Linked DNA regions of Mus musculus: regions 1 and 3 are each linked to region 2. A link is a loop called in an ENCODE intact Hi-C map of the cell type or tissue named here. Cell type or tissue: heart. All regions are shown on one strand.

Evidence for each region. Hi-C counts contacts between places; a loop is a spot of excess contacts. Peaks named below come from ENCODE experiments on the same cell type or tissue, not always from the same donor. Only the 100,000 strongest peaks of a DNase experiment are listed, where the experiment ranks them.
Region 1: it touches region 2 in a loop (6-fold over the local background); 9 of 42 quality-filtered maps call a loop at or near these places.
Region 3: a loop joins it to region 2, with 4 times the contacts of the local background. A loop is called at or near these places in 10 of 42 quality-filtered maps.

The regions. Positions count from the first base shown.
Region 1 is chr1:172,210,006-172,218,005 of GRCm38, forward strand. Casq1 (calsequestrin 1) reads right to left here. Exons shown (of 11, transcript NM_009813.2): 2 at 7,885-7,969; 3 at 6,789-6,889; 4 at 5,904-6,015; 5 at 5,472-5,545; 6 at 5,007-5,137; 7 at 3,801-3,846; 8 at 3,332-3,386; 9 at 3,023-3,123; 10 at 1,943-2,017; 11 at 1-498. The coding sequence ends at 340. Gm17224 (a long non-coding RNA gene) reads left to right here. Exons shown (of 5, transcript XR_865735.3): 3 at 1,726-1,881; 4 at 2,449-3,396; 5 at 3,557-3,681. Among named protein-coding and RNA genes, the nearest start is that of Casq1, 5.9 kb to the right of the region's middle. In heart, CTCF peaks have their summits at 7,327 (motif pointing left) and 7,529; DNase peaks (open chromatin) are centred at 4,946 and 7,316; H3K4me3 peaks cover 869 bases; H3K27ac peaks cover 2,621 bases.
Region 2 is chr1:172,158,592-172,166,591 of GRCm38, forward strand. It overlaps Dcaf8 (DDB1 and CUL4 associated factor 8), which reads left to right. Exons shown (of 14, transcript NM_001357204.1): 3 at 7,257-7,327. The coding sequence starts at 7,276. Among named protein-coding and RNA genes, the nearest start is that of Dcaf8, 15 kb to the left of the region's middle. In heart, a CTCF peak has its summit at 3,581 (motif pointing right); no DNase peak of the experiment used is centred here; H3K27ac peaks cover 1,465 bases.
Region 3 is chr1:172,243,042-172,251,041 of GRCm38, forward strand. It overlaps Atp1a4 (ATPase, Na+/K+ transporting, alpha 4 polypeptide), which reads right to left. Exons shown (of 23, transcript NM_013734.1): 7 at 7,845-7,962; 8 at 3,591-3,859; 9 at 1,790-1,991; 10 at 1,297-1,406; 11 at 986-1,120. Among named protein-coding and RNA genes, the nearest start is that of Atp1a4, 11 kb to the right of the region's middle. In heart, CTCF peaks have their summits at 942 (motif pointing left) and 4,856 (motif pointing left); no DNase peak of the experiment used is centred here; H3K4me3 peaks cover 1,296 bases; H3K27ac peaks cover 1,905 bases; H3K27me3 peaks cover 1,189 bases.

The DNA.
Region 1 (8,000 bases), 51 kb after region 2:
GTCAGGACAGTGAGAGAGGTTTAAGATTTGAGAAATGGGATAGAGAAGAGTTTGCAAACCGTTAAGTATGGGGAGTGGCGGGAAGAGAAACAGATAAGGTATGGGGGAAGAAGCAAGTCAGATGAGAGAACTGGGCTGGGATCTAAGAAAAAGCAGCTCCTTTTCTCCTCGGAGAGGGAGACCAGGACCTCAAGCACCCTGTATGCAGACCACAGTTGGCCCTGTAGTAGAGAATGACCTAGTGTCCCAAGGAGCCCAGGGAAGGGCACAGATGGCAGAAAGGTACAACAAGTAAGGAGCAAGTGGGGCTGGTACTCGGCTGCCACGGCCACTCGTCATCTAGTCGTCGTCATCATCATCGTCATCGTCATCGTCGTCATCGTCGTCGTCATCCTCTGTGTTGATCTCGCCCTCCAGCACGTCCTCCAGCCAGTCCTCCAGCTCATCAGCAGAAGGCAGGTCCTCCTCGTTATCCATCTCCATCCATATGCTGTCGGCCTAGGTCACGGCACAGGGAGGGGATGGAAGCGAACATAACACAGAGCTGGACCTGCCACACACACACACCCCGTAGCCCCCCCTTACTGTACATTCCCTTCCTTGCATCCTTCAGTGGTGAGAAAAACTATCCCGGTGAAGATCGGCGTTAGAATGGTGATAGATGTGAGTGGGAAGAAAAGGCATTGGCTAGAGCCCCCTCCCTGCTTCCTGTCTGTCTTCCTTACTGTTGCTGCACTGAGCTCCTGGAACCAGCCATCCCTCTCTCCCACATCCACGATGGAAAAGCAGTGGTACCTCCTTATGGCCAACACAGCCAAGCAGAAACTCTTAACATTCACAGATTTTCAAGCAAATGAGTTTCTAGTACCAGCTTTAGTGATTTCTAAACTCTGAAAGTGTATTTTTTTTTAAATACCTGTCTGTTCCCAAGCCTGATTTCACTTTTTTGCTGTCTTTGTTCTTATTTATTTATTTATTTATTTTTAGGGTGTGCTCTTGATGGCTCACACCTTTAATCCCAGTACTCTGGAGACAGAGGTAAAGGTAGGGAGATCTTTTGAGTTCAAGGCCAGCATGTGCTCTTGCTTTATAGCCTTGGCTGGCTGACCTCTCATATTTGCTATGTAGCTCAGGCTGGCTTTGAACTCACAGTGGTAGTCTAGCCTCTGCCTTTCCAGTGTGTGTGCCACCGTGCCTGGCTTTGCCTCTGACCTTTGATGATCACCCTTCCCCCTCAGTTTGGAGATTTGTATTTGTCCCTTATTGAAATCTCATACACTCCATGGTCTCCATCGTTAACGCTACTCCCAGTCCCTCAAGCAGAAAGCGCTACTTTGCTGCCGTTTTATTTACTATAAAATTTACCAAAGCCCGCCTTATAATTAATGAAATACTTGCCTACTCCATTAGCCTGCGAATACTATGAAATCAAAAGCTGCACTACTCAGTTCAACTCAACAAATAAGCACCTACTATGTGCTCACCAGAAGATTTCTGCCTTCAAAATGTTCAAAATCTACTAGAAGAGATAGGATGCTCCAAGGCAAGTTCTCTATGCCAGTGAGCTCTCAGGGGCGGGGGTGGGGGTGGGGGTGGGCATAGGGGAAATACTTGAAAGAAAACACAGTGGAGGACCATAAGGTTGGACTGGACTCTGAAGAATGGGCAGGTGGATCCTGTGAGTGGATGATGCACGTGCTCAGATCATGCATTCCCACCCCACAGGTCTAGCCTTGGACCGATGTCTCCTGCTTCTGGACAGTGCTCGTTTCCTTGACAGTCAGAGAACTAACTATACTGAGAGAACTAACAGTACAGAGAAGCACTGGTGCTCAGCTCGAGGTCACAGCACCCTAACCTCACCCAGTCCTGTCCAATCTGGTTAGTACTTGGGTTGGAGATGACCTGATACTTAGGTGTGAATGAAGAACAGGAAACTCACGTCTGTAACATTGACAACTCCTATTTGTGGAGCTGACAGGTCAATGTCAAAGGTCTTCTCCCAGTACGGGACCAGCTGTAGAGAGAACCAAACACATGAGTTTAATAGAGGTTAGGAGCACACGAGTCCATAAGAGGATGAGAGCCAGCCCAGGGATGAGAGGAGGCAAGAGGAGCTGGCAGTGCATGGAGGGACAGCCAGCAACCAGACACTGGGTTGTAGGTAAAGATGATCAGTGAAAGAGAAACCCCAGTGGAAAAGAATGAGGAAGGCAGCCTCTCCCTTCTGAGGAGAAGCACAGAGCCCCTCCTTTGTTCCCGAGTCTGATTATGACTGGCCTTGTACCTTTGAGCTATTCACATCTCTAAAAAGTCCTCAGTTCCTGCATATCTATATCTGTCTGTCTGTCTGTCTGTCTGTCTGTCTGTCTATCTATCTATAAGATTATTTTTATTATTTTTACTTATGTATGTATGAATGTTTACCATGTGTATGCATACCTTCAGAGGCCAGAAGAGGGTGATGGCTCCCCTGTAGCTGAAACAGCCACCAGACGTGGGTGCCAAGAACTGAGCTCAAGTCCTCTGGAAGAGCAGCTAATCTCTGAGCCATTTCTCCAGCTCAGTTCCTACATCTCTTAACATAAGTATTTATACCTGGCACTCATCAGTGTTTGCCACATTCCTGTTTGCTCATTCAACAGTAAACCTGAGAAATTGGGGATTCAGCTGAAAACAGAGCCATCTCTTGGAACGTGGAATCTGCTGATTCTCTGAGTATACGTTTGTGTGCAGTGTTGTGCTCAGCCTCTCACCAGAGCACTGCTTTTCAGCTTTGGTACATTGCCTGTCTGCCTCTGCTCCGGGAATCACATCTCATATCCCATGCAGTTCACTTCCCATCCCCTTCCCCCCTTTGCTCAGGATGCCCATGCTCTGTGTCTGCGGTGCTCGTGAGCATGCAGCAGGCATACTTCCTGGATCCCCAGCTAGGAAGTGGGGAGAGGAATTCTGAAACAAAGAAGGAGCCCCAGCCCAAGTCCCCACCTTAGGACCACACAGTTTGAGCAGAGCCTCTTACCAGCGGGAAGTCATCAGGATCAATCCAGATGATACTGAGGTCGGGGTTCTCAGTGTTGTCTTGGGCCACAGCCTTGAGAGTCTCTAAGAACTCATAGCCATCTTGGAGGGAGCAGAAGTAAAAGTGAGGAGGAACAGACAGGAAAGGGACACAGGAAATGAGTCCAGACCTATTTCCCTACCTCCTACGACACCAACACCTTTCAAGCCCTAGGCTGCTTGCAAACTCCCAGGAATGCCTTCCATGTGAGGCCTACGATCCAACAAATACACCCCCTTCCCCCAGGCCGCTCCAGTGTCCTCTCCTCACCGGGATCTGCTTCCTCTGCAAAGGCGACAATGTGGATTCCATCCAGGTCATCCTCCTGTTGGAGGGTGAGGAGGGGAGCAGGGTTAGAGCTGGGGATGGGGGTGGTGGGGGAGACCTTACTGTCCTCCCGTCCAACCCCTTGCCCGTTGCTTGAATCTGACTCCTGGAATGGCAGCTTATGTTTTCACGGTGGTGACTTTTCTAATGGCATCCTTTCTGCTCTAGGGATCCTGTCAGCTCCAGAGTTTGAGTCAGCCTTGTCATGTTCATTGTCATGCCTGTCACTTGAGACCTGACATGGTCTTCGGTACAGAAACAAAACAAATAAAAACCAACCCACGTGCCCCTTGGCTGAGACACGGCTTTCTTCCTAGCTAAGGGCACAGGGAGGAGCAGGGACAGCCGTTTCTAAGATCCGGGTCTTTACCCACTCCTGCTCCCCAAGGGCCTGGTCCTGGTCATCACTCACCCAAGTCTCGTACATACTCTCAGGCTTCAGTTTCCTCAGGGTTGATCTAGGAGAGACAGAGGGTCCCTATTCAGTGGGTGGGGACACCTCCCTCCAGAAGGTCCCCACAGCTGAAGCCACCTCTGGGTCAGGCCTAGGGCATAAACAGCTTGTAGCCCAGAACAAAGCCAGTTAGCAAATCTAAGCTCTGGGCATCAGGCCCAGAACATGGCACGGCTGCAAAACAATGGTTAGTGGGAAGGGGATGGCTGGAAGAGAGACGCTGGGGGCAAAGGTAAGAACTGGATATCAGCAGAGTCATTTACTTTTTCATTCACTCATTTAGTAAAGCTGACAGCCTGGGCTCGAAATAAAATTCCATGCCTCCTGTATGCCAGGCCCTGGGTTCCCTTCCCAGTACAGGAAAGGGTTGGGGGCGGGTATAGGTTATGAGGACTGAGTTAGGTATTGATTAAACCATGTTGGTATGTTGTGCCCCAGTGAAAGAGGCCAAAATCTAGTGGGCGAGAGTAAGTAGTATTTAGACTGATGAGTGGGTATTTCTAGTTGTGGAGTCACATGAAGGAAGAGACTTGTGTGAGTATAGGGCAGGGTTTCTTCGCATCAGCACTGCAGACGTCGAGGGAGGGGGCGTCGTGCGCACTGGAGGATGGTTAATAGTATCTCTGGCCTCTAATTACTGAATACCAGCAGCACTCCTCACAGCCAAAAATGTCCTGGAAACCTTGCCTAACAGCCACTGGAAGGCAAAAACCCTTGCCCCGCAGGCCGCTCCCTGTGCCTCCGTTGACAACTGCTAGTGTCAAGAATGACAAAGGAGAAGGGACTGAGTTCAAGCTTGAATCCCAGTTCTGATTCTTCCCCCTGGAGCCACTTTCACTGAGGATGCTAAAGAAATTAACTTCAGTAATAGAGAGAAGGTACCTCCCAGTTCCTGGTCCGAACACAGGTACTCTACTCATTGGCTGACACTCCCTAAGAAGCCCCTCAGTCCACACACATTTACAGAGGACTTTCTCTGTGTAGGGCTCAGAGCTTAGTGCTGGGGTATGAAATACAACACAGAACCTACTGGTATATCAGTGAACACCAACGTCTGCAAGCATATTCATCTCCAGGGCAGTGTAGCTTCCAGGTTGGCTTGCTTCCCAGCCCACTTCACAAACTGATGTGCTAGCCCTGGGAGGAACCTTGGCCAATCCCCACCTCCTGTGCTCCTCCACGAAGCTGACAATCTCCTCTTCACTGTTGGGCTTGTCTGGGATGGTCATAGGCTCTTCCATGAAGGCCTCGTAGAAATCAATCTCATTCAACTTCAGAGTCAGCTTCTTTGCCACCTTTGAGGAAGTAGACAAGAGTTATGGAGCAGGAGAAGCGGGAGCTGAGTGAGAAACAGTGTAAAGGAACTAGTTGCAGAAAAGGAGTCAGAAAATGTGGCTCTGGGTCACTGGGTAAGTGTCTTCACTCCTCTGGGCATCGTTTAACACAATAAAGGTGGGTTAGACAGTCTAATGTCCACCTTCCCTTCAATTCTATAGGAGAAGGAACATGAGTCTGGGGTGGGGAATACCAGCATGAAAAATGGTGCCAAGATCCCATCAATTTTGGTAGGGTAGGCTGAGGGAAGCTTAAGAGTGTAGGGAGAGCCAGTGTAGCCACAGGGAAGAGAACCTTGCTGTCGAAGGTAGCGAAGAAAGGGATGTAGGGATGGAACTCTTCAGCTGCGTCCTCGTAGGCTTTGTAATCTGAGGGGGAGGAAGGGACAGTCACAGTCATGTTCAGGGTCTGCCAAAGAATCACTCCCCCCCACCACCAAGGGGAATCTTCTCTGCAGGTCTTCCTTGACATGTGGGTCCCAGGAAGAGACCCATCCCCTTTAGCTCTCTAACTCTAGCTCTCTGAGAATAAAATACAATAGAATTGTAGAGGAAGCAGCGGAATGCTGGGGGTGTTTGGGAATGCCCCAGAGTGCAGGGACAGATGATGGAGCTGACCGTGCAGAAGGAAGAAGGGGGCCTAGGAGGTCAGAACCAGAGATGCTTGGCCACTGGCCAAAGTAGGGAGGCAAGGAGGATAGGTGGGTCAGAAAGAGCTGTTACCCACGCTCTGAGTCTTTGCTCTTGAAGTAGCCAATGAGTTTGATTTCATCTTCAATATTCTCAAATGCCTGCAGCTCTCGTTCACCTTCAATCAACTCTACAGGGTCTTCTAGGACCTGGGAGAAAAAGAATATTGAGACCACCATTCCTTTTGTCCCTGACAGGCCCCAGAGAAAGATACAGGGGAAAGACAGGGAACTAGAATAGGAGATGCTTGTATAGGGTGGATATGTGGCCTGTTAATGGTGTATGTGTGTAGTCTGAGTGTTGTGCAGTGTGTGTGATACGCATGTTCTGTATCTTCTGCTTGGCATGGGGTATATGTTTGTGATATGTTGTTGTATGTGTGATTTATTTGTGGTTCTGATGTGTATGGTGTATATATATATATATATATATATATATACACACACATATATATACACACATATATATATAATATAAATTGTATATTACATGTTTTATTGCTATATGTATGCTGTATGTCATGTGTGTGCATGAGAATGCATTGTATGTATGTTTTATATCTGGTATATGTGGCACATATATATGATGTGCTTTATACACACACACACACATATATATATGTATATATATGTGTATATACACACACACACACACACATATAGGGGCCTATATATGTGATATGCATATGTTTTGTGTACATTGTGTCTGATCTATATGATATATGTATGTGATATCTGTTACATGTTGCACGTGGTATGTGGGAAACTGGTATAGTGTATGTATGCCTGGTGTGTGAGTGTGTGTGTGTGTGTGTGTGTGTGTGTGTGTGTGTGTGTGTGTGTGTTTAGGAGTGTAGGGTTGATTAGTAAGGACCGAGGGGCATTGGAAACTTCAAGGCTATGAGGCTCAGGGGAACCCTCACATCAAGCAGAAACTCCACCAGAGTGTCTGCAGAAAACTCGCCGTCATATTCAATGACTTCATCTCCTTTGAACACATAAACGCTGTCTTCTTCAGTTAGTCCTAGGAAACGCATGGTGGGAAGGTGAGTGAGGAAGACAACCTTCCCAGAAACCCGAGTCTAATCTGGTCACAGCCCACTTGTTAATCCCTGCAGACTCATCCTCCACCTCTCCATCCCTTCCCCCTACTCCTGCCCCGCCCCATCTACCTTCAACAAACCCTTAAACCCTTCATTCCCAAATTAGTTCAGGAGCTAAAGCTAGGCAGAAGCTGGGGCCTGCCCGGGTGGGGATCGGTAGGGTTTGAGGGGAGGAAACTGGGAAGATTCAGATTCTAGCAACACAGCTCCCTTGCTCTGCCTACACAGCCAGGGACAAATATTCCTGCCAGCGACTCTGAAGTATCTAGTGGCTGAATCTTTGCTATTGCTGTCCAGATGACTTGTTGCTAACTACCCTTCCCCCATCCACATCCGGTGTCCAGCCTCTGCTGCCGCCTGGTGGCCGGGTGGTGTAATATCTGGGCTCTGCTAAGAGAAAGGGAGGAAGCCGAGGGGGAAGGGAGAAGGGAGGGGGGAGGGGAGGAGCCAAAAAAGCACTTTGCAGAAGGGCTCTCTGGCTATGCCTGTATTTCTTGGTTTCACCTTCCTTTCCAACACCTAGCTGTGTTCTTTTTTTTTTTTTTTTTTTTAACTACATTTTTTTTTTTAGGTTAGCATACATGCTTTTGTTTTGTTTTGTTTTAGAATTTCACTATGTAGCCCAGGAAGCTTTGAATCCACAATCCTCCTGCCTCATCCTCTCAAATACAAGTATCACAAGTATGAGCCACCATGCCCATGTCCCTACCCAGTCTTATTTTCTAGATGAGCAGAAAGGTTACCACCCCACCGTTCCACCTCATCCAGGGAGTGGGGCGCAGGACTCTATACAGAATAGCCCCTAATCTCAAATGCCCCGGCCCACTCTAAATAGATGTGCAGCTCTCAAATCTCCCCCAAACCCCCACCTGGGCCTCTCCAGTCTTCCATAACCTGCTTCCTTGCCCTCCCTTACCTAGTTTCTTGGCCACAGCTGCATCCTTCTCTGAGTCCACCAGGCCAAAGCCAACACCCTTGTCTTCTAAGACTTGGGCTGCTAACTGGAAGAAGGAGTCAGAATTAAATTAGCCC
Region 2 (8,000 bases):
ATGGGTAGTGTAGGTGTCCATAAAGGCCAGAGACCTTGGATCCCACAGTAGTTGGAGTTATAGGTGGTTGTCAGCCACCCAGTGTGGATTCTGGGAACTAAACTGTGATCCGCAAGAGCATTGTGTTCTTTTAACCTCTGTGATAGCTTACCAGCTTCAAATCGAATGTGCTTAATCATTAGGGATTATCTGTTGTGTAGCAATTTCCGTGACTTGTTTTCTTCACTCCTTTACCTACTTTTTATATACTATATTTATTGAAGTGTAATTTACATATAGTAAAATTTATGTTTTTAGGTTGCCTATTCTGACAAACACAGGCATTTCTAGAACAGCATTGCATTTGAGACATAGAACATTATGTCACCATTACTTTTGAAGCGTCTCTGTGCTTTGTGATCAGTTACATTCTCTTTCACTGCCGCTGTCGAACATTGAGGCAGGTGATGTCTGTCTGACAGTTTCATCTTTTACAGAAAGTACCACAGATGGGATCCTGTGGTAACCCAGTAGCATTTGATATTTTGAGTTGAGTTTCTTACCCATAGCATGACACACCAAGCTCCATCCCTGTTGCAGTTTGTCACAGTTAGCTCATTCCTGCTTCTTGTGTCTTAGTAGTCTGCCTGTGTGGACATACTTCAGTATGTTCATCTCTGACGCAGGGGAGGAACATTTAATTATTTTTAGTGTTTTAAATGCATCTAGATACTACTGAAGCATACAGCTGTAGGGTTTGCTATTCTGTGGACAGACATTTTTAGTTTTGGAGGTAGGGTTAATGCCTAGATGATAAGACTCTTGGATTATGTGATAAATTTATATTTTATTTAAGAAGTTGCCAAAATGTTTTTTACAAATAGACTGTACTATCTGATATTTCAACTAACAGTATATGAAACTTCTAGTTAATTTGTCTTGTCTGTATTTGATATAAAGTAAAATTTCCTTATTCAAGTTTTTTAACCATTCTGAAGATAGTTAGAGTAGTCTGATAGTGGTTTTAGTTTATTTCCCTAATTACTGATCATGTTGAAAATCTTTCTAAAATGATCATTATATGTTGTAATAAGTTTTTTTGTGTGGAATTTTTTGTTTGTTGCCACTCTGAGGCACTGGCTGGCCTGGAACCTGCTATTTAGGCCAGGCCAGCCTTGACTTCCTGAGGTCTGCCTTCTTGGTGATAAAGGTATGGCCCATCTACTGGGCTTTGCAGGCTGTTGAATACATTTAGGTTGCTGTCCTTTGCCGTCTGTTTGTTTCATAGATATCTCTTTAACACTCTATAGTTTATCTTTTCATTGTCTAGTCTTTTGGAGACACTTTCAATTTTGGTGATAACTCCAACTATTTATTTTAAAACTTTGTGATTGTTTCCTATCCTAAGAAATAGTTACCTAATCATAAAGTTTATAAAGATTATCTCCAGTGTTTTCTTTGTGAAGTTGTGCAAATTCTTTGATTTATTTACTTTTAGGGATGTTAGGGATAGAACCTACAGCTTTTTGTTGCTAAGCATGTGGCCTGGCATCCATCTGCATGCTACACCGCGTTTCTAGCTTGTGACTTATACAGCTGAGGGCTTGAGGTTGTTTACATTATGATATCCCGAAGTCTAGCACGTGCAGTTTGTTACACAGATCTTTTAGCATCAGGGAGGCCCTGACTTTTTTTTTTCTTTTCTTTTCTTTTCTTTCTTTTCCTTTTTATTTTTTATTTTTTTATTTTTTTGTTTTGTTTGTTTGATTTTCTTGAACCAGAGTTTCTCTGTGTAGCCCTAGCTGTCCTGGAACTCACTCTATTGACCAGGGTGACCTCAAATTTATAGAGGGTCTACCTGCCTCTGCTTCTTGAGTGCTGGGGCTAAAGGTATGTGTGCCCCAACAGTTTTTAAGTAAGAGATTCTCAGGGTTTTTTTGCATGATTTTTAGTTATTATTCTGTCATATAGTTAACTAAAAATTTAAGGTGTTGTTATTATTAAAACAAACTAGATGGCTGGGATTTACTAATGAACTTGAAATAATACCCCACCCCCACCCTCATGCTCAAACAGTTTACTCTTTAACCTTCACTTTGGCAGGAGTCATGGTTATTTTTAGAGTATAGGCAGTAGAGCTAATCTAAACTCCTCCAACTACCTGAGACAGTGACCTCATCAGCTCTCTCAGCTCAGAATGGTTTGTTCTGGACCAGATTTGACATGTTAATTGATCACAGTGGAAACAGTGGAGTTTTGGGTTATGTAAAACATTGAAAAATGAAAATGATGGTTTGGGCTTGACTCAATGATAGTTATTTTGTTGGTGAATGGAGGAGATTCTGCAGTGGTTATGGTGTTTAAGTTGTACGGCACAGTTGTAGCATCTCTGCCTGCTCTAGTTTAGACAGTGTCTTAAAATGGCTCAGGCTGCTATGCCAAAATTCTAATGCCTGCTGGCTTAAACAACAGAACTTTATTTCTTACAATTCTAAAGGGTAAAGTCTAAGAACACCATTATGCATGGTTTCTGGTCATGGATGTCCTCTTGCTTATATGTATCTGCCTCCTCATCATGCCCTCACATGCCAGAGAGAAGGGAGAAATAAAAAAACCTGTCACTTACAGTGTCACAGATCCCATCACAAGGATAGCCATTTTTATGACCTCATCTAAAACTGATTGTATTCTAAAGATTCCATCTCTAAATGCTGTCACATCAGAAATGTTTTCAATATAAGAATTGCAGGCGGTCACTGTAGCTTCTACACTAGAGTTGAGTTGGTTATGTTTCATTTTGACTGAAACTTAGGAGAATCATAGCTTCTCTCAAAAGTAGTTGTATTATTGTCATAATTTGTGTGTGTGTGTGAGAGAGAGACAGACAGAGAGAGAGAGAGAGAGAGAGAACGAACACATATGCCACATCATTTGTTGTGGGCAGAGGCAAGCAACCTCAGGTGGCTTCCTCGCCTTCCACCTTGTCTGCATAGGGTCTTTGTTGTTTGCAACTGTGTACACTGGGCTAACTAGGCTTCAAGCTACTGGGAGTTCTCATAGTCTCCAACTCCCATTCTCCTAGGAACACTGGCGTGACAGATGTGAGCTACCATAGCTTGCTTTTGCTGTGGGGCCTGAGAATTTGAACACATTCTTAACACTTATGCAGCAAGCACTTTACCCACTAAACCTCTCCTCAGCCCATAGTTTCTTGGTTTTCTAGAGAAATAGTTCCTAAAATGAGAATTTATACACACATTAAAGGATATATAAGATGATCCAGTAGTGTATAGAAAAAGAATGGTGAAATATTTGTTTGGTATATATTCTAGAAAAATTAACACACCTTTTAAAAGTTATTAAATTTTCCTTATTTTTTTGTATGTGCTATGATGAAATTGTGGAAGTGTGAGGACAATTTGTGGGAGTTGTCCACCATATGCATTCCAGGGATCAAACTCAGACTTGTAAGCTTGGTGCGGGGTCAAGAACATTACTATCTTCCTGGCCTGTGCTACATTTTTAAAATGTATTTTTATTATTGTGTATGTGGGTGTTTTTCCTGCCTGTGCATTACATGCATGACTGTTACCTGTGGAGGCCAGAAGAGGGCATCCTGTTCCTTAGAATTAGAGTTATAGACAATTGTGAGCTAGTGTGTCTCCTGTTGATGGGGAATTGAACCTGGATCCTCTGAAAGAGCCCCAGGTGCTCTGAAGCTGTGACCCATCTCTCCAGCCCTCCTGTTTTGCACTTTAGAGATAGGGTTGTATTATGTAGCTTTGACTGCCTGTTACTCTGTGTAACCCAGGTTTGCCTTTAACTCTTGGAAATCTCTTGCCTCAGCTTCTCAAGTGCTGGGATTACCAATGTGTGCTTCCATGTTTGTTGAATCTTAATATTTTATGCAGTCTGATTATACATGCATACATATTGGGGGTAAATGCTCACAATTTACACTGAAGTTTATTAATAACATTTTGTTCACTGCACCTTTCTGCTACATTTTAGCATAAAATTCTAAGGTATAATATTTCTGGAATAGGTAGAGATGGAATATCCCTTGCCTAAAATGGTCAGGACTAGAAGCGTTCTCTGTTTTGGCTTTTTAGATGGTTGGTTATTGCAGCATTGGGTGTTGAGCTCAGGCCTCATAGTTGCTGGCCAAGCACTCTGCTGCTCATCAGTACTTCAAGCCTAGATTTACTAGTGTTTTCATATAAATAATAAGAACATCTGAAATGCTCTAAAATTTGAAACTGAGGATCATGTTAATTCTCAGAATGTTTTACAGTGTGGGCCATCTGGATACTTAGTTAGATACACTCTGTCTTCTTTGTTTTTTGAGAACAGGGTCTCATGTAGCCTTTGAATTTGTTACATGTCTGAGGATAACCTTGAATTCATAGGCCTGCCTTCACCTCCTAAGCACTGGGTTTACAGGCATGTGCTACCATGTCCAGCTTTCAGTCTGTTATTTTACAGATGAAGAAAGCAAGGTCCAGTGGTGGTCACGAGCTTGTCAGGGTACAGTGGACTGCTGGCTTCACTCTAGAAAAATTAACCTTTTTAAAATTAACTGCTGAGTTCTTGAACTTCTCCCTTTTTTTGTTGTTGTGTTTTTGTTTTTCGAGACAGGATTTCACTGTATAGCCCTGGCTGTCTGGACTTGATTTGTAGACCAGGTCAGGTTGCGCTTGAACTCACAGAGATCCACCTCCCGAGTGCAGGGATTAAAGGTGTGGACCGCCACTGTCTGCGGTCTTCCTTTTAGTCTGAGACTGATTTTGCTAAAATTTAACTTTTATTGGATATCACAATGTAAAATATCTGCTGTGGTTTACATAAGCATCCACAGGGTTTTCTGGTTCTGAGTTTAGTAATGAGGTCTGTCAACTTTACTTCAAAAAGATCCTTTTTTTTAAGACCCATAAGCCATTTTCTCTTCTAAAAGACTATACTGTCCACTGTGGATATAGTTGGACATTATGGCTCATTTTCCCCACTTCTCAGAGCCAGGTCATCATAGAGAATAGGAAAACAGGTAGCTTTAATATAACAAGTCCACACATTCTGGACCTCCTGATGCTATTTAGTTATGAGAATGGTTTTGGGGAGCTGCTGTTTTATCCTCTGGAAATGGATAATAGTGGAGTAGAATGTGATGTAGTAGACAGTTTAATTCTAGAAGTGGAAAAATATGTCATCTACTCTTACTTTACCATAATAACAGTGGCTTGCTTTATGACCAGTAATGGAATAACTTTCCTTATTTCTTAGGACTTTTACATAGTCTAGTTTTTAAACTGTAGATTCAGAGTGGGGAAATTACTGAGATGCTAAAGAATATAGTGACTATTGAGAGACAAAGCCAAGAGATGTGTGGGAAATACGTTATCAGAATACATCTACATGGCATGGGAGAGATGACTCAGGTTAAACACAACTTACAGAGGCCCTTGGTTCATTTGTCAGCATCCACATGGTGGCTCACAAATCATCCATAACTCCATTTCCAGGGGAATCAGCAGCAGCATCAGACCTTCTCAGGCACGGGGCACATACATGGTGCACATACATACATACATACATACATACATACATTCATTCATTCATTCATACATACAGGCAAAAAACTCATACATTAGTCTTTATTTAAAATGACATATCAAAGAGAAAAGAAGTAATTTATGGTGGCTCACAGCTGTTATCCAAGCCTTGGGGGATCTAGGCAGAAGAGTCCCCTGTGAATTTGAGGCCAGCCTGAGGTACAGAGTGAGACCCTGTCTCAAACAAGTGAAAGGAAGAAGATAGTCTCTCCAGACATAGCTCCTGTTCCTGCCCACCGTTCACACCTTGCGTTGTGCTGTGCTTCCTCATTGCTCCTCAGCTGCTGGCTCAGATTCAGGGCTGGGATTTCTTTTTGTTTTCTTGGTGGTGGTGGTTTTGTTTTTGCAGTATTTCTGCTTCCCCATGGTGGCCTGCTTCAGTAGTTTTGGGCAGTTGTCTCTGCAGAGAACAATTTTTTTTTCTTTTTTAAAAATGAAACCGCATAGGTTTCAGTGAAGGAGAGAAGTAGAGAGCAGATAAGGATGGGATCCTATGGTAATTGTTCGGGGAATGAAAGGGCTGTTGAAAGATTGGAGGACGGTGCCTGGGCACTTAGTCTTGGATCATAATCATACTTTGTCTTCTACCACTGCCTTTTGTTCAAGACACTGAAAGGGCTAAACAAAACTCTGGCCTGAATCATATTATTCTTTGCTCTTTGGAGTTTGCTGGAGGTGACAATAAGGCCTTGGAGAGGGTGGGAGAGTTATAATAGCATAAAAGAAATAAGACATGTTCCCTACACGGACTTGGCTACAGAGGTGTAAGTCTGGTGAAAATAAGTAGAGTTCATTGAAGCGATGTTTGCTACTGTGTAAGATGAGCTGAGATGGTTTAATGTGAATTCTCTTTTATACACCTTGTATGGCCAATCTGGCACACAAAAATCTGCCTGCCTGTGTCTCCTAAGTCGGGACTTAAGGTTATTTCTTAATGGTAAGATACTCCTGGGTTCAAATTCCATCTTTGCTTATAATTTTTTTCTTGTTTTTTTGAAACAGAGTTTCTTTGTGTAGCCCTCCCCAGCCTGTCCTGGAGCTCTCTCTGTAGACCAGGCTGGCCTTGAGCTCACAGAGATCTACCTGATTCTGCCTCCCCTGGGTGCTGATGCACTACCACGTGGCTCTGCTTATAATATTTGCTTGATACTATGTATCTGAGCGACCAAAGATCAGGATTTTTTCCAATAGCTTGATTCTTCTCCTATCTATCGATCTGTATGTGAAATGAGATCAGAACCTTGACTCATGTGTTCATTTTGTGAAAACAAATGCTTCACTGAGTGTGTGGACACACGTCTCTTCCCTACAGTAGGTTCTTATTCCTAGGGCTGTGATCACTAGCTCTGTGTTCATTTGAAGTTCTTAGCTGGCAGCATGTTATTAGATGTATGCCTACTGTTTGAAGCTTTAGTTCCTTCCTTTCTCTCCTCGGTAAAGAAGGAAAGAGATGGCAGTTGCCCTCCCGACAAGTATGCTGCTTTATGGAATTACATCCAGGGGAGCCAGGGTGGGCTTTGTTAGCTGGATAGTCTTGTTAAGTGCATACAAAAAGATTTGTTCTTATGAAGTGGTAACGTCTATGAACTGTTAAATCTCCTGTCTATTTTATTGACTTTCCCAGGGGCTTTTCTAATTAATTTCCTTTCTTCTTCTTCCCAAATCCAGGCTGGCGACCATATTTAAGATGTCCAATAAACGTCCCAACACGACAGATGGGAGAACAGATTTAGCTAATGGTAAGAGGCTGAAAACAGGTAGAACTCTCTTTACTATTAGCTGAAGTCTTTCACCTTCCTTCCCTGAGGGAGAGTAGAGACCTGAATTTTAGTGGGACAAAGGAGCTCTCTGTGTGTTGTTGGAGTATGGGAGAGTATACAGGAATCATCTTGGACTGCCTACCACTTTCGCTACTTCAAGTTTTATTTGATTATTTTCAGAAAATCATTACAGAGATAAATTTCTTTTCTTAAAAATTTTTTTTTCCTAATGCGTGTGGTTATTTTGCCTTCATGTATGTCTGTGTATCACTTTCATGCCTGGTGCCTGCAGAGGCCAGAATAGGACATTAGATTCCTTGGTACTGGAGTTACAGACAGCCGTGAACCACCATGTGGGTGGGTGCTGGGAATTGAATCTGGGTCCTCTGAAAGAGCGGCCCATCCTCTTAACTGCTGGGCCATCTCTTGAGCCCCAGAGATACATTTCTAAAAGATCAAGTGGTTTGGATTTTTGAAAGTTTACAGACAGGCAGACTTACAAAATACTAAGAAGAAAAGGAAGGTGGAGGGAGTTTGGGGGAAGTTGAGGTTCCTCTGTAAATTGAGAGGTCTGTTTCTATGTTAGCTAATAGTTCCAGAGAATGATAAGAAATGAAGTTACTGTCTGGAAGTGCAGCTTCTAGTGCCAAAA
Region 3 (8,000 bases), 84 kb after region 2:
GCCTGAGCAAACTAGCTTAAGGCTGCCTCCAGCCTCAGCAAGGGGACTCTACTTTCTACTGAAATCCTCTTTGAAGTTAGCTTGGATTCTCATCCCCTCCCCCATCCCTAGGCATGGACTATTACTGCTCCTCCTCTTCCTCCTCTTCATCTTCCTCCTATTCCTTCTTCTCCTCCTTCCTCTTCTTCCTTCCTCCTTTTCATCCTCCTCTTCCTCTTTTCTTCTTCCTCCTCCTTTTTAAGACAGGGTCTCTCATACTATAGGTCAAATTTACCTGAAATTTAGAGTAATCTTTCTGCCTCAGCCCTCTCTCAGCTGCTGAGGTAATAGGTGGAGGTTATATGAACCACCATGCGTAGCTTCTTTGGATTTCCTTATTTGTATCCCCGACCATCACTCACCCTCTCTCCCTCACCTACCTGGATAATGAATCAATGTTTTTGAAGGTGAAAAATATAACCCTGGAAGTGAGTTCCAGGACAGCCAGGGCTACGCAAAGGAAACCAGTCTCGGAAACAAAACAAAACAAAACAAACAACAAAAAACAAACAAAAAGAGAAAAATATGACACACGTGCATTCGACTCCTAACTGTCTCATGATGGCTGCCCTAGGGACTTCATGGAGGGAAGGGGGGTATAAGCTGTCTACACTGGCGAATTTCATAGCAGACACTGGTTTAGACTAATAGCTGTGTGAGACTCCCAGTATCCTGCCTCAGCTGCCTCTGCCCATCTTAGCATTTTATGACGTGCTCTCTTTGCAGGCAACATGGGTGAGCCTTCTGCTCAGACTCTCTCCCTTGATCACCTACTTCTCTCTCCTTAGCGTTTGTCACTTTCCTTGTGGTGAGCCTTCCTGTTAGTTGGGATGCCAGCGCTCCTGAACGAGTGCCCTGCTCCAAAGCTGGAGGCAAAGGCATAGCTCCCCCCACTGGCGAGTCCATGGCCCCCACCGTTCTCCCGCCACCTTTGTCAGTTCTGTACCTGATACTTGTTGGTGGAGTTAAAGGGAATCTCCGCCACCTTGGGGTTTTTCTGCCTCATTTCGCTCACGGGGTTGTAAGACTGCTCAATGAATTTGAGGAGAGCTGACTCGGAAGCATCCCCTGTTGTTGCCCGCTGCAAGGATGGGAGTGTACAGTAAGTCCCAGGGGTATACCATCCGGACAAGCAGAGAGGCAGAACGGGGAGGGAAGGGTATGTGTAGAAAACCACTGAAAAGCAGACTTTTCTGGAAGGGGACAGACAGGTGATACTAGTCACTGAGGTGCCCTCTTTCCACTTCAACTTGATACCTTAGCTATGGGAACAGACTCCTGATGGGGTTTAAAGTCGGCCCGGTTACAGAGGCCAGCGATTCGAGCCAGGTAAAACCAGGTGTCTGAGGACTTGGGAAACGTTTTCCCTAGGGAAGAAGAAGAAGAGGAAGAGCTATAAACACACGGAGTTTAAAACAAGGGGTTAGACGTTGAGGGGGAGGTCAGTCAGGGGGACTGGGAGGGCCAAGCTCATTCTCAGCTACATAAGGCGCGCAGCAGGGGTTATTCACTTTCATCTTCGCACCTAAACACTGCACAGAGATGGTATCTCTTCTCTCTTTCTTTCTTTTTGGTTTTCCGAAAAGAAAAAAAAGGCGTGTGCCACCATCGCCCGGCGTGATATTTCCTATGGCCCCCACACTCCCGCTTCTGTCCACGATCCTGCTCTCTCCTGTTTATCTGGCGTCATCTATCGCCTAAACTTCCCACCCCAAATCCTCCGCTCTTGGCTACCAGGGCCACTTGTTACCCGTGGTTTGCTCCTCACTGGTGTCGGCCTCATACACAGTCTTATCAAACCACAAATGCGCCACTGTCATGCGGTTCTGGGTGAGGGTGCCCGTCTTGTCTGAGCAGATGGTGGACGTGGAGCCCAGCGTCTCCACGGCCTCCAGGTTCTTCACCAGGCAGTTCTTGCGAGCCATGCGCTTGGCGGTCAGCGTCAGGCACACCTAAGGCCACCGAAAGGGGAAAGAATGAATCGAGGTGGAGACCGGTCAGGTTGTTTTGCTTTGGAAATTTGATTATTTTTATTTCCCTTTTACTCTAACCCGGTCTTTAGAAATCCCACCTGTGATCTCTGTAAGGGATGCTGAGGAAATGGTCTATGGCGAGAGTTTTCAGTGTGCGCCTCACTCCTGTGTCTGTCACAGAGCACAGGCTCCTTCCCCGGGACGCATTTAGATCTTTCATTCAGGAGCCTCTTTTCCATCCCAGACCACTCCCTGTCTTTCAGATCCGCTCTCTACAAGGACCACATCGCTGGGTCACGTTTTACTGTGGTATACAGTGCTATGTATGGATAGGGCATCTTGCCAATAGTGTCTGAAAAGTTTGGGCAGAAGGGAATGGTAATGACATTGGGAAAGGATGTCACAGTACTGAAAAGCCCCCGGGGAAATCATTTAAACCAGAACATTTGTTTTAAAATCATAAATGGAAGCTAAGGTGGTTTTTAAAAATTAACAAACTATTGTGCTGTGAATAGGTAAGTATAGAATCCCAATTATGGAATTACAATTTATTTACACTATATCCTTAGTTCCTAGCATTTTAAAACTAGTCCTAACACACCCTAAATGTTATCCTTATTTCTATTTTAAGATGACTATAGAAAAACCAGAATATGCTGCCTGGAGCGATGGCTCAGTGGTTAAGAGCACTGACTGCTCTTCTAGAGGTCCTGAGTTCAATTCCCAGCAACCACATGGTGGCTCACAACCATCTATCATGGGATCTGGTGCCCTCTTCTGTCTGGTGTGTCTGAGGAGAACTACAATGTACTCACATACATAAAATAAATAAATCTTAAAAAAAAAACAAAACAAAACTAGAGCAACAAGTTTCCCAAACAAGTTATTAGTAAGACAGAGAGCCAAGACCGTGTCATAGGAAGAATGGTTAAGGGATTACTTGGAGAATCTGAGGAGTCATGATGGTTGTCATGGGGGTGGAGGGCTTAGGCCATTAGGACACAAAGAACCAGCTTATTCTGGTTGGGAAAACCAGGATGGAACAGGGAATCATATTTCTGCTCAGTTTAACTAAAGTGAGCTAAGAACAAGACGGGGCTGAGACAAAGGAGCTATGTCAGTCACCCTCAGAAACAAACCACAGTTATCTTCCATGGGTTTTTATAGAGGGCATCCAGTGTTGGCTCAAAGGTTGATTTTAAGTGGCCTCGAAGTCCATTATGGTGGAATTCAGTAATCCTAAATTAATCTTGCTCTATAAACTAACAAATGCACAAGGCCTGATGATCTTAAGTGCTTTGGCCGACACAGCCAGTGCACCTGAGACCGGAGCATGATCCTTTCTCTGTTGCATCTTGCTTCCTCTTTCACGGAGGAGACAGAGTAGTCACAGCGGCACAGGTAGAGGAAGGCAGTGCAGTGCTCGTGGGAACTAAATTGCTTCTGACGCTTCTATGTATCTCAGGGATACCCCTCACTTCAGATGTTCCTTAACAACAAGTGTTAGTAGGGACACTTCCTTTCCCTGGGGTCATTTGTCTGCTCAGAGGTCACCCCTCCCCACCCTTGTTTACTCACAGTGACAGTGGCCAGCAGCCCTTCCGGCACATTGGCCACAATGATACCAATAAGGAAAATGACAGCATCCAGCCAGGTGTAACCCAAGATAATCGAGAGCCAAAAAAATGAAACACCGAGGAAGACCGCGACAGCTGTGATCAAATGGATGAAGTGTTCGATTTCGGTGGCAATCGGGGTCTTGCCCATTTGCAAGCCTGATGTCAGGGAAGCAATCCGGCCCATTACTGTGTAGTCTCCTGTAGCAATCACAATACCCCGAGCTGTTCCTGTGAATGAAGAAAGACACTATAACTCCTTACTGTGGTAGAGTAAGGATTGCCTGGGCTGGTATCACCACCCCAGTTACTGACATTGAACTTCTAAAATCTTTTGGTTGTTTTGCTAGGAGAATCTTTTTTTTATCATGGTAGGTTCCTGACACTTTATAGTTTCTGGCATGATAGGAATATCAGACAGAGAGCTTCTAAATTCCATAGAATCCCTAGGTGGTAAGAGAACCTTTTGCTTTAATGAGGCAACTCTTGGGCTCTTGGGTAGCCACTGGATGAGGAGGTTGCCAGGGGAACCAGCTATGGGATTACAGGGTGGGCTTTCAGCTCTACAACCCAACATCCAGGATGGGGAGAGAGGCTGACGGTTGAGTTGATTACCAATGGCAAATGATATAACCAGTCACGTCTATGTAATAAAACATCCATTAAAAGCCAAGACAACTGTGTTTGGAGAGCTTCCAGCCTGGCAAACACATGGAGATGTCTGGAGGATAGCATACTCAGGATACAGAAACCTCACATCTCTGCCCACATCCCAGGCCCTGTGTGTGTCTCCCATCTGCCTGTTCACTTGTCTCCTATCATCTGTAATGAGTGCAAAATGTAGGCCACGTGCTTCCCTGACTTCTGAGAGCCTTAAGGAAAAAGTCCTGGGAATCGCAGTTCACAGCCACCCTGTCAGAAGTATGGATGACAGCCTATTACTTGGACTAGAGACTGGAGTAGGAAGAGTCTCATGGGACTGAGCTCTCATCTGATGCTATTTTGAGGTAGTTCGTGGCAAACTTTGACTGAGTGAGTTATGGGGAACTGGTGGGGAATCCCTACAGTAAGACCTAGGGGTTCTGTGCAGACAGGAAAAGGAAGGGTGCAAGCCACAGGCTGCTAAGCACCCCACAGTGCTCCCTCAGAACAAAGACCTCTCCAGTCCTCAGTGTCACTATTTGAGGAGCCCCCTCCCTGCTTTTCTGACTAGAGCTAGTCTGACCTCTGCTGGGTGGCACCAGCCATAACACCTGTGCCCTGAGCCTTTCCAGGGCCTTTCCCCCCACCAGCTCTGCGCCCTATGTAGTTGACTTTACTCACACATGGTACAGGACACTCACCCACAACTTTGAAACAAGATTGTTTAAAACCATTCTTTCTGCTGCCCCATAGAGCCTGTTGTTCCTACCATTCAAGTCAGAGAATGACCAAGGACAGAAACCCATGGAAAGAACTTTCATCTCAGAAGCAGAAGGGCACAAGGCTGAACCATCAACTTTTTAAACAAGTAGTTCCCCCCACCCCAAGATAAAGTTCCATGATTCCTAAGACTATGGCTTCCTCTTATTAAACATGGGATGAAGCACAGTGCAGATCCTGTGAGTTACACCTAGAAACCCAGTATTTGAGAGGCTGAAAAGGAGGGGGGAGGAGGAGGGGAAGAAGAGGAGGAGGAGGAGGAAGAGGAGGAGGAGGAAGAGGAGAAACAACAAAGAACCCACAAAACTGTGAAATCAAATATCTCTGAAAAAGCCTAGAACACGGTTGGATGTATGGTAGACACTCAACTTTATTCCAGTGAATAAAAGATCAAACAGTCAGTGTAAAATCATACATGTGTCTCAGTAGGAGCAGATCCCACTAGCACAGGGGCGCGGGGTAGCTGGTGGTCTCCAGTTCTAAGATTGCCTTCAGCAACAGCCAAGGCACATGGAGCTGAAGAGATGGCTCAGTGGTTAAGAGGATTTACTGTTCTTGCAGGCAACTTGGACTTGGTTCTGAGAACCTACATGGTGGCTCACAGCCGTCTCTAACTGCAGTTTGAGGGATTGCCTCTTCTGATTTCCTTGGGCTCCTGAGTATATGTAGGACACATATGTAGACACAGACAGACAGACAGACACACACACACACATACACACATACACACATACACAAAACTATTTAAAAAAGAATCTAATAGTAGAGTTCTTGGATGGATTAGGCCAGTATTATGGGGAAGGAGACTCTGGCAAGGGTCACAATGTAAAACACACTGCAGACAACCTTTGAACTGGTTGACAGGTTCTCTAAACCTTTATGAAAGTAATAAAATGACTGAAAGATACTGAAAGGATTTTGTATTTTTGATAAGATGGGTATTTTGTATTTTGATAAGATGGCTACAGTGTCGTGTCGTTTAAATCCATTCTGTTCACATATCTAGCTAGAAATGATTAAATGTAATAAATGCTCCCTGTGTGTCTGGAGATGGAGCAGGTTAGCATCAAACCGGAAGAAAACTGATAAGGGCAAATATCCTGTGTCTTAGGACAGACTGTTCCCTCCCTCGTACACCTTGCATGTGTCATCAGAGAGAGATCGGGTTCCCTGGAAGCATGGGAACACAAAGAGAGAGGTTTGTGCCACTGCCTATCAAGGACCATAGTAACGAAGGCTGGGGACAGGATAACGCTGTATTTGTGTTACTAATTTGTAAATTGGTCTGGGGTGAAGGTTAAAGGGGAAACTGGTATAAGGCAAAGGCTATTACGTAGCAACTTGTACAAAACTTAGCTTGGCAGGCATGGTAGAACACTTCTTTAACTTTAGCACTCTGGAGCTGGTGCATAGGGATCTCTGTGAGTTCAAGGCCAGCCTGGTCTACATAGCAAGTTCCAGGACAGCCAGAGCTACATAGCAAGACCTGAGATATTTCAACAAACAAAACAAAATCCCTTAGCCTATCTAGCTAGTTCTACCCTCTTGGCTACATTAGGATTTTGTTTGTCTCCTATTAAATCCCCCTTTCTCTCAGATAGACCCTTGTTTCTCAGCTGGAGTACCTTCACCAACTCTTGCCTAACCCGCTTGTCAGCAGCCTAGACTTAGCTGATGAAAAACCTACTTCAGAAAGATAAACCTGAGCAAATTTTCTCCTAAAACATAACAGCTAAAATACAGCATTTTTTTTAAAAAAGAGGAGTCTTGCTAATTTGTATTTTTCTGTACATTCAATATTTATGTTTTATACATTGTGTATACATCAAATGATATAATTTCTTTCTGGTTGGGTTCTCCCTTAGTGTATATTGAACATTATTGTTCTTATTAAGACATTTTCAAATGAAGCGATTTAATGAAGAGAGGTCGTTAGCACTCTGTGTAGAGCAGCGTGGGAAGTGGAGGCAAGAGCGTGGGCTTTGGAGACAGACTTTCATTAGAATCTCTAGTCTCCCTCTTCTCTGTTGGGTCATACTCTAAACTATGGTGAGCGTGTACTTTCTATGGACTTCATAGAGTTTTGTGTGTGACATTGTGAGAGTCAGAACAAAAACTGTTTATAGTGCTTGACACTACAGTTATATACATTTATATATTCCATAGAAAGCACCCATCTTCAGACACTAAGACATTTGATCTTAAGCATTAATGATGATTTGCAAGTAGACTCTGGAGTATGTTTGGGTTTCCTTAAGGGCAAAGGGCAAAGGAGAGAAGGATGTGAGTGCTGGCTCAGGAGTGCCTTTCTTTCATCCTAGGGACAAAGCCAGTGTTTGAATGGCAGAGTTTGAGGGACAGCTCTGATAATTCAAGCTTGCAGTGTTGGTAGCTTCCTCTGGAAGGTAAAAGGAGGTAGAAGAGTGACCTGGCAGAGATGGATAATGTCCCTCTATTCTGTGCTATTTTCTCCACCAGTTCAAACCATGGTCAACAACTTCAGGATGCTTACAGTGTAATAGACCTTGTGCTAAGCATTTAATGTCATTTAGTCCAAAAGCAATCGATGGGTAGCAGTTTTTTTATTAACAGTATACAAATTTGGAAATGATGTCTTTGACCACCCCCCCCCATCCCCACCCCCAGAGGTCATTAAGCACCTGAGTGATGGAGAAGCCAACCTTGATACTGTCTTCCTACCCCGAAACCTTTAGAAAACAGAAGGTTTTAAAAGCCATGTGTTTCCACCTCTTTTTTTTTTGAGCCTGGGCTGCAGATGATATACAATACTCACCTTCTACACAGTTAGTGGAGAAGAAGATGATATTCCGTGTCTCCAGAGGGTTCTCATGAGTGCAATCAGGGCAGCGAGACTGGGGTTCTGACTCCCCAGTCAAGGAGGAATTGTCTACCTGGGATGGGAAGGAGAAGTTAAAAGGCAGTCATAGGA